Regions from separate parts of the Homo sapiens genome. Here all the other regions are linked to region 3. Evidence: chromatin contacts called from ENCODE Hi-C or POLR2A ChIA-PET data. All regions are on one chromosome and are shown on one strand. Each heading gives the region's core, a stretch centred on a gene start or an enhancer-like site at or near the end of the contact. The rest is flanking DNA. Distances are from core to core; before and after follow the strand shown.

What was found. A loop is a pair of places that touch in the nucleus more often than their neighbours do. ChIA-PET counts read pairs that join two places held with the same protein, here RNA polymerase II (POLR2A). Pooled maps may share reads with other maps.
Region 1: a loop to region 3 is called in a map of tibial artery, with 6 times the contacts of the local background. The contact joins the promoter of KIFC3 here to the enhancer-like site in region 3. A Hi-C loop is called at or near these places in 2 of 168 maps with a recorded cell type or tissue (ascending aorta and tibial artery) and 10 of 50 pooled maps.
Region 2: a pooled map shows a loop between it and region 3 (2.9-fold over the local background). The contact joins two enhancer-like sites. A Hi-C loop is called at or near these places in 3 of 37 single-sample maps with no recorded cell type and 10 of 50 pooled maps. POLR2A ChIA-PET finds 5 or more read pairs at or near these places in 4 of 52 experiments (MCF 10A, OCI-LY7, T-cell and 1 more).

Annotation. Positions count from the first base shown.
Region 1 is chr16:57,799,785-57,804,044 of GRCh38, forward strand. KIFC3 (kinesin family member C3) reads right to left here and starts at 2,707. Exons shown (of 20, transcript NM_001130100.2): 1 at 2,586-2,707. RefSeq lists enhancers at 1,650-2,326, 3,004-3,680.
Region 2 is chr16:57,589,973-57,594,212 of GRCh38, forward strand. The region is part of intron 1 of LOC105371291 (a long non-coding RNA gene); the gene reads right to left. Among named protein-coding and RNA genes, the nearest start is that of ADGRG1, 37 kb to the right of the region's middle. RefSeq lists an enhancer at 2,940-3,019. Within about 2 kb of position 1,284, at least 13 of the 41 ENCODE cell types and tissues checked have a DNase peak (open chromatin) inside an H3K27ac peak, as active enhancers do.
Region 3 is chr16:57,302,808-57,306,942 of GRCh38, forward strand. No RefSeq gene overlaps it. Among named protein-coding and RNA genes, the nearest start is that of TRL-CAG2-2, 4.3 kb to the left of the region's middle. RefSeq lists an enhancer at 1,351-1,400. Within about 2 kb of position 1,469, at least 20 of the 41 ENCODE cell types and tissues checked have a DNase peak (open chromatin) inside an H3K27ac peak, as active enhancers do; they include ascending aorta and tibial artery, where a contact is called at or near this core.

The DNA of each region.
Region 1 (4,260 bases), core at 1,457-3,956, 500 kb after region 3:
AGGCAAGTATAGAGTTTTCAGAAGTGACTGAAGTGTAAGTGGGAAGGAGAGGTTGGTCAGTGCCCAGTGCATCATGCCAAAGAGACGTGGAGGACTGAAAGCCCAGACAGGCAGAAAGCCTGAGCCTGTGGAGGGAGAAGGGCAGATGGCAAACTTCGGAGGGCTCAAAGAGTGGGGCGGGAGCTGGGGGAGGAAGCAGCCACTTCCTTCTCCTTGGGGGTGTTTGGCTAGGATGGGAAGGAGAGGATGTGGTGTCTAGAATAGGGGGAGAGTTGAGCATATTGGGGAGACAGAGAGACAGGAGTGACTAAAGCATTGAGAGGCAAAAATAAATAAATAAATAAATAATAAAGTAAAGGGTCCAGGGGTTAGGGGCCTGAAGATCTGGTGTCTGATGTTTGCAGAGCCCAACCCTGGAAGAATGCCAGGCACCTGGCGAGGAAGCCATGGTCTCTTCCTTCCTTGACTTAGAACAACTAGGAGGCTCCTAGGTTCAGTCTTACTGGGAAGGGGATGGGAATGTGGGCCAAAGGACAGGGCAGAGGCTGATCTAAATACGTGGGCCAGCTCCACTGAGGAAACTGAGATGGACCAGTGTGGCGTGGAAGAAACCAAGGGGAGCAGCCAAATGTCCTCTTCTCCAGGCTGCCTGGCACAGAGCTGGGCACACAACCAACCCTGCAGACCAGCTGTCCAATGGGCAAGGGAAGGAGCAAGGCAGGTCCATCTGCAGTCTCGGCTGCTGGGAAGGTGAGACAGTGCAGGGCATTGGAGGCTGACTCCACAGTGGACAGAGAAGACTTTCAGGGAGATCAGCTCAGCTCAGTCTGAGGGGCAGGGACAGGAGGAGATAGCGTTTCTGCGGTTATCAGGAAGGGAAGTGGAGGAGGCAGCCAGGAAGATATCGGGAAGAAAGAGGAAGGGCGTGTGCTAGATCCCGAAGAGGAAAAAGCAGCTGAATTTAGCAGCCTCAGGGGTGTGAAGGTCAAAAGTATCAAGGAATCTTAAGCCCAGGGTTCTGGGCCAAGAAAGCAGGACTCTCTCTCATTTACATGGGCATCTGAGATGAAACCTGGTGTCCGGGGACTTCTACCAACCTAGGATTCGTGGGGGAGGGCAGTGGGACTGGTTCAGAACCTGGCTCCCCTGTTTACTAGATGTCTGACCTTGGGAGAATTACTTTGCCTCTCCGTACTTCATTATCTCCATCTATAAAATGGGGAGAACACCACCTTATAGGGTTGCTCTAAAGATTAGACAAGGCCAAGTGTTCAGAACAATACTGGCATATACAAAGAGCTCCAAAATTTTATTTTTCAGTTACTTTGCTCCAGTGGTGGGTGAATGCAGAGGGCCTGGCTGGGGAAGAGGGTCTCTGCCTCTCTGGGTTTAGACCAGGACAGCAGAGCTGCAATACTCCCCCTGCCCTAGATCAGGGACATTGCAAAGACTGGGGGGACAGGCTGGACAGCTGCTCAGAGACTGCAGCAAGCAGGGCTTGGTCGCCCTGGGAGAGCAGGCAGAAGGTCAAGGAAGTTGTACAGGGAATGCCACCTCCCTGCACACCATCATCTATCCTGGGCTTTCCAGGGCAACCTAGATTTCAAACCCTCTGCTCCCTGGTGCCCCTGTGAACAGCAGAACTCACCACCCTGTGCCCCTAAAGTCCACTCACTGCAAATGCAGGGCCCCATTCTGAGACTGCATTCCTAGCAAATGACTCTCCCTGGTCAAGGAGACGGCTACTCTAACAAGGGCATGGGGAATACACGTCTGGGAAAGAATGGGTGCTCACCCTGTTCAGGCAGAGGAAAAGCCGGGGAAGGTGAAAGACCAGGGGTGGCCACAACCCGCAATCTTGAGACAGTGTTGGGGTATGGAGGTGGGGGCTGGGTGGCAGTAAATGGTACTCCAGAATTTAATTAAACACAGCTTCCTCTTTAATATCTCCCAGGACCAGGCCCTTCACTGCACCAGCCAGAGTTCTGCTCTAACTAGCAATGCTGGGCTTAAAGGGGTGGTCCTGGGATCGCCCTCCCTGCTGAGACCCTCACAACTGCTGCGGCTGTCAATGGCCCGATTCCTCACTGCCCGGAGGGCACCGGCCAAGGCCCTTCTTCCTAACCTCTGGGCGGGCGCACCCCGCCCCAGGCCCTGCCAGGGAAAAAGCGAACTCCCCAAGGGACGTGGTGGGAGGGACCCAAAGGCAGCCTTCCAGGGAGCCCTGGGGGTGGGGAAGACGCCAGGAAGGGGAGAGGGCGGCGCCGATTGACAAGCCCATCCCGGGTAGGGTCTGCGCTCTTCTCGTTCAATAAAATCCAAACGGGGTCCCGAGGCTGCTCGGATCCCGTGGGACACGCCGCCCCTGTGCCCAGCTCCCAGCAAGGTCCTCGACTCGGGCTGAACGGCGCTGGAGGGGACCTCGCAGGGCTGGGTCTCCCGGGCCTTTCCCTCCCCGCGCCCATAGCGGGTCCGGGCAGAGGGGTCCCGAGGGCAGGGCCGGCCCGGACGCGGCGCCCCAAACGGCGGGCCGGGCAGAGCCCAGCGCCCCGCTCGCACCCAGCCCGCCCGGGCCCCCCACTCACCGGCCTGGCGGAGGCAGGATCCAGGCGTCGCCGCAGCGCCCGGGGCTCGGCCCGGCCCGGCCCGCCGGCAGGAGGCAGCTCCACGCCGCCGCCTCCTCCTCGGCCAGCCCGCTCGCGCCCCTCCCGCACACTTTCCACAGGAAATGATTAACTCGGGCCGCGGCGCGTTCCCATGGCAACCGGCTCCGACCCCGGCGGGGGGCGGCGGCGCGCGCCCGCACTCACGCGCACTGGCGCGCACGCGTCAGCCCGGGCGCGCCCCCGCAGGTCTCCCGCCGGCACTCCCACTCCCACTCCCACTCCTTCGCGGGGCCTCCCACTCGGTCTCTCCCGCCTCCCCGCGTCCCGCACTCGCACTGGCACACGTGCTCATGCGTTCCCTGAAGGCTCTCACAAAACAGGCCTGCACACGGGCTGGCACACACGAGGCAGCCCACACAGCCCCACACCTGGTGAGCCATGCGTACTTTTGCACAGCCTCAAACCCGAGTGCAAAACTTCCACGCGAGTACTCACACATACACTTCTCACGCGGGCTCTCATACCAGTACGTGTCTTCCCATCCCAACACACACACAAGCTCTTACTCACGAGACAATACATGTACATCCCTTACCGTGTCCTTGCACGCGCTGGCGCACATGCACTCACACTGTTTACAGCGCACACGCTCTCACTCGCTCCACCACCTACTCGCTGGCCAGGCCGCCTTCTAGCCACAGCACTTCCTACCTCTGCACCCCCAGCCCCACCCCAGCAAATGAATATCTTCCCAGCAAGGAAGCTGCCTGGAGTCCCTTAAGGTAAAACACACCAATGGTGCAGCAGTTCCCGGCCTTGCTGCAGAAGGCCCTGCTACTGGGGCACCTAGAGCCTCAGAAGAGGCCTGGGGGAGGCCAGGGGCCTGCCAGCCGGGAGAGACAGCTGACCTGGAGGAGCCACTCTGTTCTTTGTCTCCCAAACAGAGGCAGCATTTTATTCCAGAGCCAGCAGCAATATTCTCCCTCACTCTCCACACCCCCGGGTGCGGAAGAGGAGAAAGCAAGTCACTCTGAAGCCAGCCCATGCAGGCTGACGGTTCTGCAGATAATCCCAGGAGGGCGGGTACTCTGTCCCTTCCTGCTTGTCAGGGGATGGCCCAAGAAGATCAAGGAGAGGACTGGAGGGGGTCGGGCAACTCCAGGTGGGTTCTATCTCCTGCTGCCGCCCAGGCGCTGGGCTGCCAGTCAAGAATCTCGACCAGCGACGGAGCCAAGGGCCTGGGCCTCAGATTGTTCTGGACGCCAGAGCAGGACAGTCACAGTCCCCCAGCTGGAAGCAGCCTAGTGCATGCTTTATTTGACAACTGAGATTCCTCAGTGAAGGCCTGATAGAGGGTGAATGTAACGCTCCTGGAATCATTCCCTAGAGAGTTAGATTTCCAGCTGAACACCACACTGGAGAACCCTTCCAATGGGAGAGAAAGCCTTATTTGGGGAGTTATGATCTCTGAATTCCTCTGCCTGCCCTCCAAACAGCAGTGATCCAGGGGACCGCAAGGGTGGATGAAGGCAAAATGTCTCTAGAATTCTGATTTAGTATCTATCTCCCTTGATTATAGTCCCTATGAGTTGATGGGGCGGGGGATGGGGAGGACAGAATGTCTTTAAAGTCCTGGTTCAAAACTGGAGACTTT
Region 2 (4,240 bases), core at 34-2,533, 290 kb after region 3:
CATGTGATCCTCCCGCCTGAGCCTCTGGAGTAGCTGGGACTACAAGCACACCACCACACCCAGCTTTTTTTTTTTTTTTTTTTTGTAGAGATGGGGGTCTCACTATGTTGCCCAGGCTGAGATTACAGGCATGAGCCACCACACTTGGTCAATACCATTTTTTTTTTTTTTTGGAGACAGTGTCTTGCCCTGTCACACCCAGGCTGGAGCACAGGGGTGCAATCTTGGCTCACTGCAACCTCTGTATTCCAGGCTCAGGCAATTCTCCTGCCTCAGCCTCCCAAGTAGCTGGGGTTATAGGCGTGTGCCACCATACCTGGCTAATTTTTTGTATTTTTAGTAGAGACTGATTTTTACCATGTTAGCCGGGCTGGTCTCAAACTCCTGGCCTCAAGTTGATCTGCCCACTTCGGCCTCCCAAAGTGCTGGGATTACAGGCGTGAGCCACCGTGCCCAGCCCATACCTTTTTAATAATGGTTTAATGCCAAGAAAAAGTAAGTAATACATATCTAAACATTTATACTGCACTGAACTATACAGACAGAGCTGTAAAGGGCACATACAAAATTCAGGATGCCTCTGGGGAGGGGAGGTAGGGAAGGGTAGGGGAGACTCAGGAATTTGGATTTTGTTTGCAGGCAAAGGAGGGGGCACTGTTTCTAAGAAGAGTGATGATACCACCGTATTTTTGAAAAATGATGAAACAGCGTGGGGGAAACTGCTATGTCTTCCATATTCAGGCTTTTTCTTCTCCAAGCCCATTTCCTCCCTAGCAATGATAAGAGGAAACACTCCCGGTGAGTCAGATGCTCTCTAAATATTTTTGCTCATTGAATGTTGACACCAGCCCTGTGTTTAGTATCATACTGGGAACACGCATGAGGAGCTGAAGCACAGACAGGTTAAGTGGCTCGCCCAGGGTCATACAGCTACTCAGTGCTGGAGCCGAGATCACACCAGGCTCTGCTTCCCCACCAGAACCATGAGAGGTTGGGAGTGACCCTACTGGACAGGGATATCTGAGGTGGGAGGGGCTGTGTGTGTGTTCATGCTGAGGCCGGCATGCTTAGAACATCAACCTCAATTTTCCTCCCCACAGGGTCTGGCGGGGAGGCAGGGAGCAAGGTCGTTAAGGGTGGGCAGGGTGAGGGGGAGATTCCCTGACAGCCTGGGTTCTGCCCCTCACTTGCTACAGCCCCATGCAAGCCTCTTGGCCTCTCTGAGGCTCTGTATTCTCACCTGTCAAATGGGGGTTGTCCTGGGTGTTACTTCAAAGGCTGATGAGAAAGGAGTGAGTGGGCTGGCTCGCAGCCTGGCGTGACAAGCAATGCATAAATGTATGCCGTATGAGTCACCTGTCCACAGTGGCCCCAGCAGCTCTCTCTAGCAGGGCTTGGCCAAGACTAGGCCCTCAGAGTGTAAGAAAACTCCTGGTTTGGTGCCTAGCACACTATAGATGTGGCAAACTGTGTCCAAGAACGTTTTGATGGGAGCCTGCCTGGATGACAGAAGATCAGAGTGTGCTGGAATGTCCCACCCTTTCCAGCTTCCCGCAGCCAAGCCAGGCTCTGGGGTGATCATTCCCATAGCAACCACCAGGGGTCAGGGCTGGCCACTTCTGCCTTCTTCCCTCATCCTAGCGCCTGTGGGTGGCGATGACATCCCTGCCATCTATGAGGTGGAGCATTTCCAACAAGAGCAGGTCTGAGGCCCTGGCTTGACTTTCCCAGTCCTGTTAAAGAAGAACATTGGTAAGTGTGTCCATCCATCTGTTGGGCTGTCTGTTGTTCTAACATTCACCCATCCATTTATACTTTTGTCCATTCATCCATTTATCTGTTCATTCTTTTGTCTGCCCATCCATCCATTATCGCTTTATCTTCTATTTCCTCATCTATCCACTCATCTGTTCCTTCATCCAGCCATTCATCTGACTATCCATCTGTCCATTGTCCTCCACCCGTCATCCATCCGTCCAGCCTCCATCCATTCATCCGTCCATCTATCCATTCTAATGTCTGCGTGTCCATCTGTCCATCTATCCATCCATCCCTCCATCCATCCATCCTTCCTTCCTCCTTCATCCACTCATCTGTCCATTCTAATGTCTGTGGGCTCTTCTCTTCATCCATCCATTCATCCATCCATCCATCCATCCATCCATCCATCCATCCAATGTTCAAACACCTGTCCATCTACTCTCTGTCTATCCAACATGCAGTGAGACCTTCTGTTGAGCCAGGACTTGCTCAGCTCCAGGGTACCCTATGAAGGAAGGAGACCCAGTTCCCGTTTCTGCCACTTCACTCCCCCACCTTTGGCTCACCATTTGCTGGGGAGTGGAGAAGTATCAGGCAGTGATAACATAATGAGATGTGTGTGGTCAAGCTCGGAGGTGCAAAAATGTCATATTAATTTTTATGTCACATTAGACTCCAAGGCCTCTCATCCCCTGCATGGGTAGGAAATTCAACTCGTCCTTTATGGAGAAGGCCATTGGGTTAAACAAAAATCTGGGTGGCTTAGGTTGCTTGCTCCTGGAAGGAAAACGGGGGAAGGGCCTGGGGTTAGACTCCGTGGTCTCAACGTGGTTCTCTACACCCTCCAGGCTTGGTCCAGGGAAAGCTTTGCTAAGGCTGAGAAGCCTGCTTCTCAGAAGCACGCCAGACCTGCTTTCAGGCTGTGCCTGGCACAGTGGGAGCCTCTGGTCTCAGACAGGCCCTGCATTTGTTCCCTTACCCAGGAACCCAGGCTGCAAGAACACAGACCTCTCTGGAGTGCCTGGAGCCTGTGGGCTTGGCTGCTTCCGCTAGCAGATGTTAGAGTGGGGAGAGAGGTGTCACCCAGCCTGGCCCGGGTGGTGCAGGGCAGGAGGGTTTCCTGTGGGAGGTGACTTCTACACCAAGACCACAGTGTTGAACAGGGTTAGGCAGGAGAAAAGGGAGGGGAAGTGGCACAGGCTTGGGGTTGGGTGTGGTGGGGGTAGAGAGAGAATGCAGGAGAGTGGGCTTGGTGAGCAGAGTGGCGGTGGGAGGAGCTGGAGAGAAACCAGAAAAATAAGGAAGAGCCAATTATGGTGCTCGGGAAGTAGGGAGATACTGAAGCTCTTTGACCAGGGGAGTTCCTGATCCAAGTGGTGTTTCAAGAAGATCACTCTGGCAGGGGGTGGAGGCAGGTTGGAGTGGCATCCAGGGAGGAGTAGCTGTCCTAGATTGTGCTTGGGCATCAGCAGCAGGTGATGATGAGCCACCACACCTGGGTCATGCTGCCAGCAGGAATAAAGGGAGGGGCGAGGCTCTGGGAGGTGCTGGGAGGTAGAACCCACACTGCAGGTCAGGTGAGGGTGAGGGTGAGGTTGGAGCATCATCAAGGCTGATGTCTTGGACTCTTGGGTAGTTGGGGTGGCCTGTCTGTAACTAAGATGGGGAACCCAACGGAGGGAAGAGAATTGGTGATGTGTGTGGCTCGGTTTGATTGATAGATTGGTGGATTTTCAGAGACAGGATCTACTCTGTTGCCTAGGCTGGAATGCAGTGGCACAATCAAAGCTCACTGCAGCCTCAAACTCCTTGGCTCAAGTGATCTTCCCATCTCAACCTCCTGAGTAGCTGCAACTACCGGTGTGCACCACAATGCCCAGCTATTTTTAAATTTTTCTGTAGAGATGGGGGTCTTGCTTCATTGCCTAGGGTGGTCTTGAACTCCTGGCTTCAAGTGACCCTCCTGCTGCAGCCTCCAAAAGCATAAGGATTATATGTGTGAACCACCATGCCTGGCCTAGTTATTTATTTTTAAGCATTAAAAAATGGTAAACATTTAAGCATTAAAAAATGGAGAATACACAGGATATGCCCATAGTTTAACAAAAATGATAAAGCAAATCCCTGTGTAACTACAACCCTGGTAAAGAAAGAGAACATTGCCACCACCCCAGAAACCCCCACCGCCAATCCTCCATCACAACCTCACTGTGCTGGAGAGGGAAACGTTATCCCGACACTTAGAGGAATCTCTCTCTCACTTTTATTTATGGTTTTACCACCTGTACAGTTTTAAACAATACAGTTTTAGCTCTTTAGTTTTAGTTTTAAAACAATACAGTTTTAGTTTTGCTTATTTTGGAAGATTACATGAATGAAACCCACCTTCTTTTACTCAATGTTATGTTTGTAAGATTCATCTGCATTGCTGTATGTAGAAGTAGTTTGTTCCTTTTCAATGCTGTATACTATTCCAATA
Region 3 (4,135 bases), core at 219-2,718:
CACTGAGTTCAAAAGGAGAAACACAAGCAAGATCAAAGCTGCAGGTGGCAGCATTTCAGATAAAAGACATAGCCAGTGCAAAGGCTCTGAGGCAGAGAGAAATATAGTCTGTTGGAGGGACAGCAAGGCCAGTGTGGCAGGGGTAAGGTGATGGGAAGGTTCAGGCCATATCACACAGGGCTGGAGTGCCAGGGAAAGGAGTTTGGATTTTCTTCTGTGATGGAGTAACTGCTGTGTTTTTGTTTGTTGTTGTTGTTGTTTTGACACAGGGTCCAGCCCTGTGGCCCAGGTTGGAGTCCAGTGGCACAATCTTGGCTTACTGCAGACAATCTCCTGGTCTCAAGCAATCCCTGCCTCAGCCTCCCAAGTATTTGGGACTACAGGTGTGCACCACCACACTTGGCTAATTTTTATACTTTTTGTAGAGACAGGATCTTGACACTTTGCCCAGGCTGTTCTCGAACTCCTGAGCTCAAGAGATCCTCCGGCCTTGGTCTCCCAAAATGCTGAGATGATAGGTGTGAGCCACTGTGCCCAGCCTGGAGTGTTTTAAGCAGGGGAGTGGCATGGTCCTGAGGGCCCTTCAAAAACTATCCCTTTGGCTGCTGTGTGGAGGATGGACGGCAGGCCAAGGGAAGAATTGGAAGTCCAGGGGGAAGGCCAGGGCAGGGAGGGTAAGAGATGATGATGGCTGGACCAGGGAAGTGGAGATTGCAAAAGGTGGTAGAATTCAAGATTCAGGATGTGTTTTGGGGTAAAACACACAAGCCCTGCTGGCTGGCTGGTGTGTGTGTGGGGTGTCAGGGTGGAGAGAGAGGATGTAGGGATGCAATAGGAGGTCACGAAGGCCATAGGGGAGCCAGGTTACTAGATGCTTGGTTTCCCTTGAAGGCAAGGGCTTTGAAGCAGGGGCTGCTAGCTTCCCACTTTCACCCCATTTTGCAGACCAGGGAGGTAAGGCTCAGGTGGGCTGAGTGACTTGCCCAAGGTCCTCTTTGGGGCAGAAGCCCTGCACTCTCCACCTCTGGGACCCTCCCTTCATTTCTTGCATCACCAACCTTTCTGAGTGCACATCATTTTAGAGAGAAGGGAACAGAGGTAGCGCCAGAGCTGGAGCCCACACCAGCCCCGCCCTGCCTGCTGCCCTCCTGGCCGGCCTGGGAGAAAGTGCTCCCTTGATGGGGCTCAGCACCAGGTTCCCACACAGCTCTGTCTCTTGGGTTTGGGTGGATGATCAGGTGTCCCCCCTCGACACCTTTCATGTGACACCCTCCTGGCCTGGAGGAAGCCTTGTACCCCTAGGTCCCTGAGACCAAAATTGGGAAGGGAGAAGGCCACCATTTCTGTTTATGTCCTGTTTCCACCTTATCAGCAGCCTAGACGCCAACAATGAGCCCTGTGGGACAGGCCTCACCCATTCCCTGCTCCGGACATTTGTCCAGCTTGGGGAAAAAAAAGTCCCCTGGGTGGAGCTTGAAAAGCCCACAAGCAGCTGGGGAAGCCCCGACGTGGCTCTTCCTGTACTTTGCCCTACTTTGCACAGATGAAGTCAGATGGCCAAATGAGGACCTAGTGTTTGTCCAGCCAAGGTGCCTGAAAGGGGTAATTCCTAGCATTCCTGGGACTTCAGCACACATCACCAGCCCTCCCAGGGACAAGTGTGGCAAGAAGCTGAGTATTAGTGAATGTTTCCTTTCCATCCATTACCTCACTTAATGTTCAGCACAGCACCACAACACAGGTCATCATTACCCCCATTTTACAGGAAAGTGAGGCTCAGAGAGACCACATGAATTACCCAGAGTCACACAGCTGATAAATGGAACTTGATTTGTCTGGCTCAAAACTCCTTGAGGCCAGGTGTGGTGGCTCACACCTGTAATCCTAACACTTTGAGAGGCCGGGGTGGGAGGATCGCTTGAGCCCAGGAGGTCGAGGCTGCAGTGAGCCGTGATCATGCCACCTCACTCCAGCCCGGGCAACAGAGTGAGATGCTGTCTCAAAAACAAAACAAAACAAAACAAAACAAAACAAAACCCCTTCTTGAATGCTGTGTGCCTAGCATTGTGCCAAGCACTTTCTTTACATTGTCTCCTTAATAAAGGCCATGAGGCCGGGCGCGGTGGCTCACACCTGTAATCCTGGCACTTTGGGAGGCCGAGGCGGGCGGATCACCTGAGGTCAGGAGTTCGAGACCAACCTTACCAACATGGTGAAACCCCATCTCTACTAAAAATACAAAAAATTAGCCAGTCATGGTGGCAGGCGCCTGTGATCCCAGCTACTCGGAAGGCTGAGGCAGGAAAGTTGCTTGAACCCAGGAGGCAGAGGTTGCAGTGAGCCGAGATCGTGCCACTGCACTCCAGCCTGGGCGCGACAGAGCGAGACTCCATCTCAAAAAGAAAAAAAAAAAAAAAGCCACGAGGGCTTGCCAATTCACATGGCAGGATGGACTTTGAGATGCTGTTTTTAGTCCTGTTTGTTTTCATTATTAAAGGAGATTTAAAAGAAAGGGTAGGATTTTCCCAGTAAGGCAGTCCAAGTAGCATGGCCAAGCTTTTGTTATTTAGGCTCTGGTTTTCTTGGCTGAGGGTGGAGGGCAGAAGCCACAGGGTGCCAGGAGCAAATGCCTGTTAAAGTCCTTGTTTGGACATCTTGACCACTGAGGGGAGAAGCCAGGCCAGCCCCAGGGGAATGGGGGAATCTGGAGGTGAAGTGGATGAGGCAGGCAAAGATGTCTAACAGGATGGGGTAGGGAAAATTTGGTCCCTCAGGAGCTGGAGCCAAAGACCCCAAGGTCCACCCTTGGCATAGAGGGAGTCAGGCGGCTCAATTTCTTGGCTATGAGTGGATCACGTGGACAGTGAGCATTTCAGTGACGACCAGAATAGACCAAAGGCCAGGAGCTCACTTCCAAGTTCTCTGGACTGCTTCTGCCCATGCCCCCTAAGCCTTTGGCCACCCTAGAAGGAGAACCCCAGGAATGGCTGAGACGACAGCTTACCACCCTGATAGGCAGGGAGTAGAGGGCCAATTTTTTTTGAAATGGAGTTTCGCTCTTGTTGCCCAGGCTGAAGTGCAATGGTGTGATCTCGGCTCACTGCAACCTCCATTTCCCAGTTCAAGTGATTCTCCTGCCTCAGCCTCCTGAGTAGATGGGATTACAGGCGCCCACCACTACCCCCAGCTAATTTTTTTTTTTTTTGTATTTTTAGTAGAGATGGGGTTTCACCATGTTGGCCAGGCTGGTCTTGAACTCCTGACCTCAGGCGATCCACCTGCCTCGGCCTCCCAAAGTGCTGGGATTACAGGTGTGAGCCACCATGCCTGGCTGGCCAATTTTAATTTGAGCCCTCGTGGCTGAGTGCATGGACTCTGGGACCACCTGAGTTCAAATCCTGCTTCTGCCATTTGCTAGCTCTGTGACCTTGGGGGAGTTACTTAGCCTCTCAGTTCCCCAGTTTCGCCATCTGTAAAATGGGCTTAGTACTAATATCTATCTTAGAGGATTTTTGAGAAGATCAAATAAGTTAATACATGCTGAGCACTTAGAGTGCCTGGAGCAGAGTAAATGCTTTATGTGTTAGCCCAGCAAAATAAAACAATGTGACTTTTTTATTTTATTTTATTTTTTTTGAGACAAGATCTTACTCTGTCACCCAGGCTGGAGTGTAGTGGTGCAATCACAACTAACTCCAGCCTCGACTGCCTGGGCTCAAGTGATCCTTCCACCTCAGCCTCCCGAGTAGCTAGCACTACAGGCACAAGCCACCACGCCTGGCTAATTTTTGCAAAAAAACATTTCTGTAGAGATGGGGTCTCAATATATTGCCTAGGGTGGTCTTGAACTCCTGGCCTCAAGCACACCTCCCACCTCAGCCTCCCAAAATGCTGAGATTATAGGCATGAGCCACTGTGCCCAGCCTAATATGACAGTTCTTGTGCCTGGTGAATACTATGGGGCCAGTTTGACCTGCCAATCTGACTTTGTGGAGAGAATCTCTAGCCTGCCCTCCCCACAACCACAGTGCATCCTGACTGCCTCACCTGAGTCAGCCGTGACCAGCTTTCCGACCTCTTCCCCCACCTTCATCTCCCACCTCCATTTATCTGGTTTTCCAATACAAAACGTACT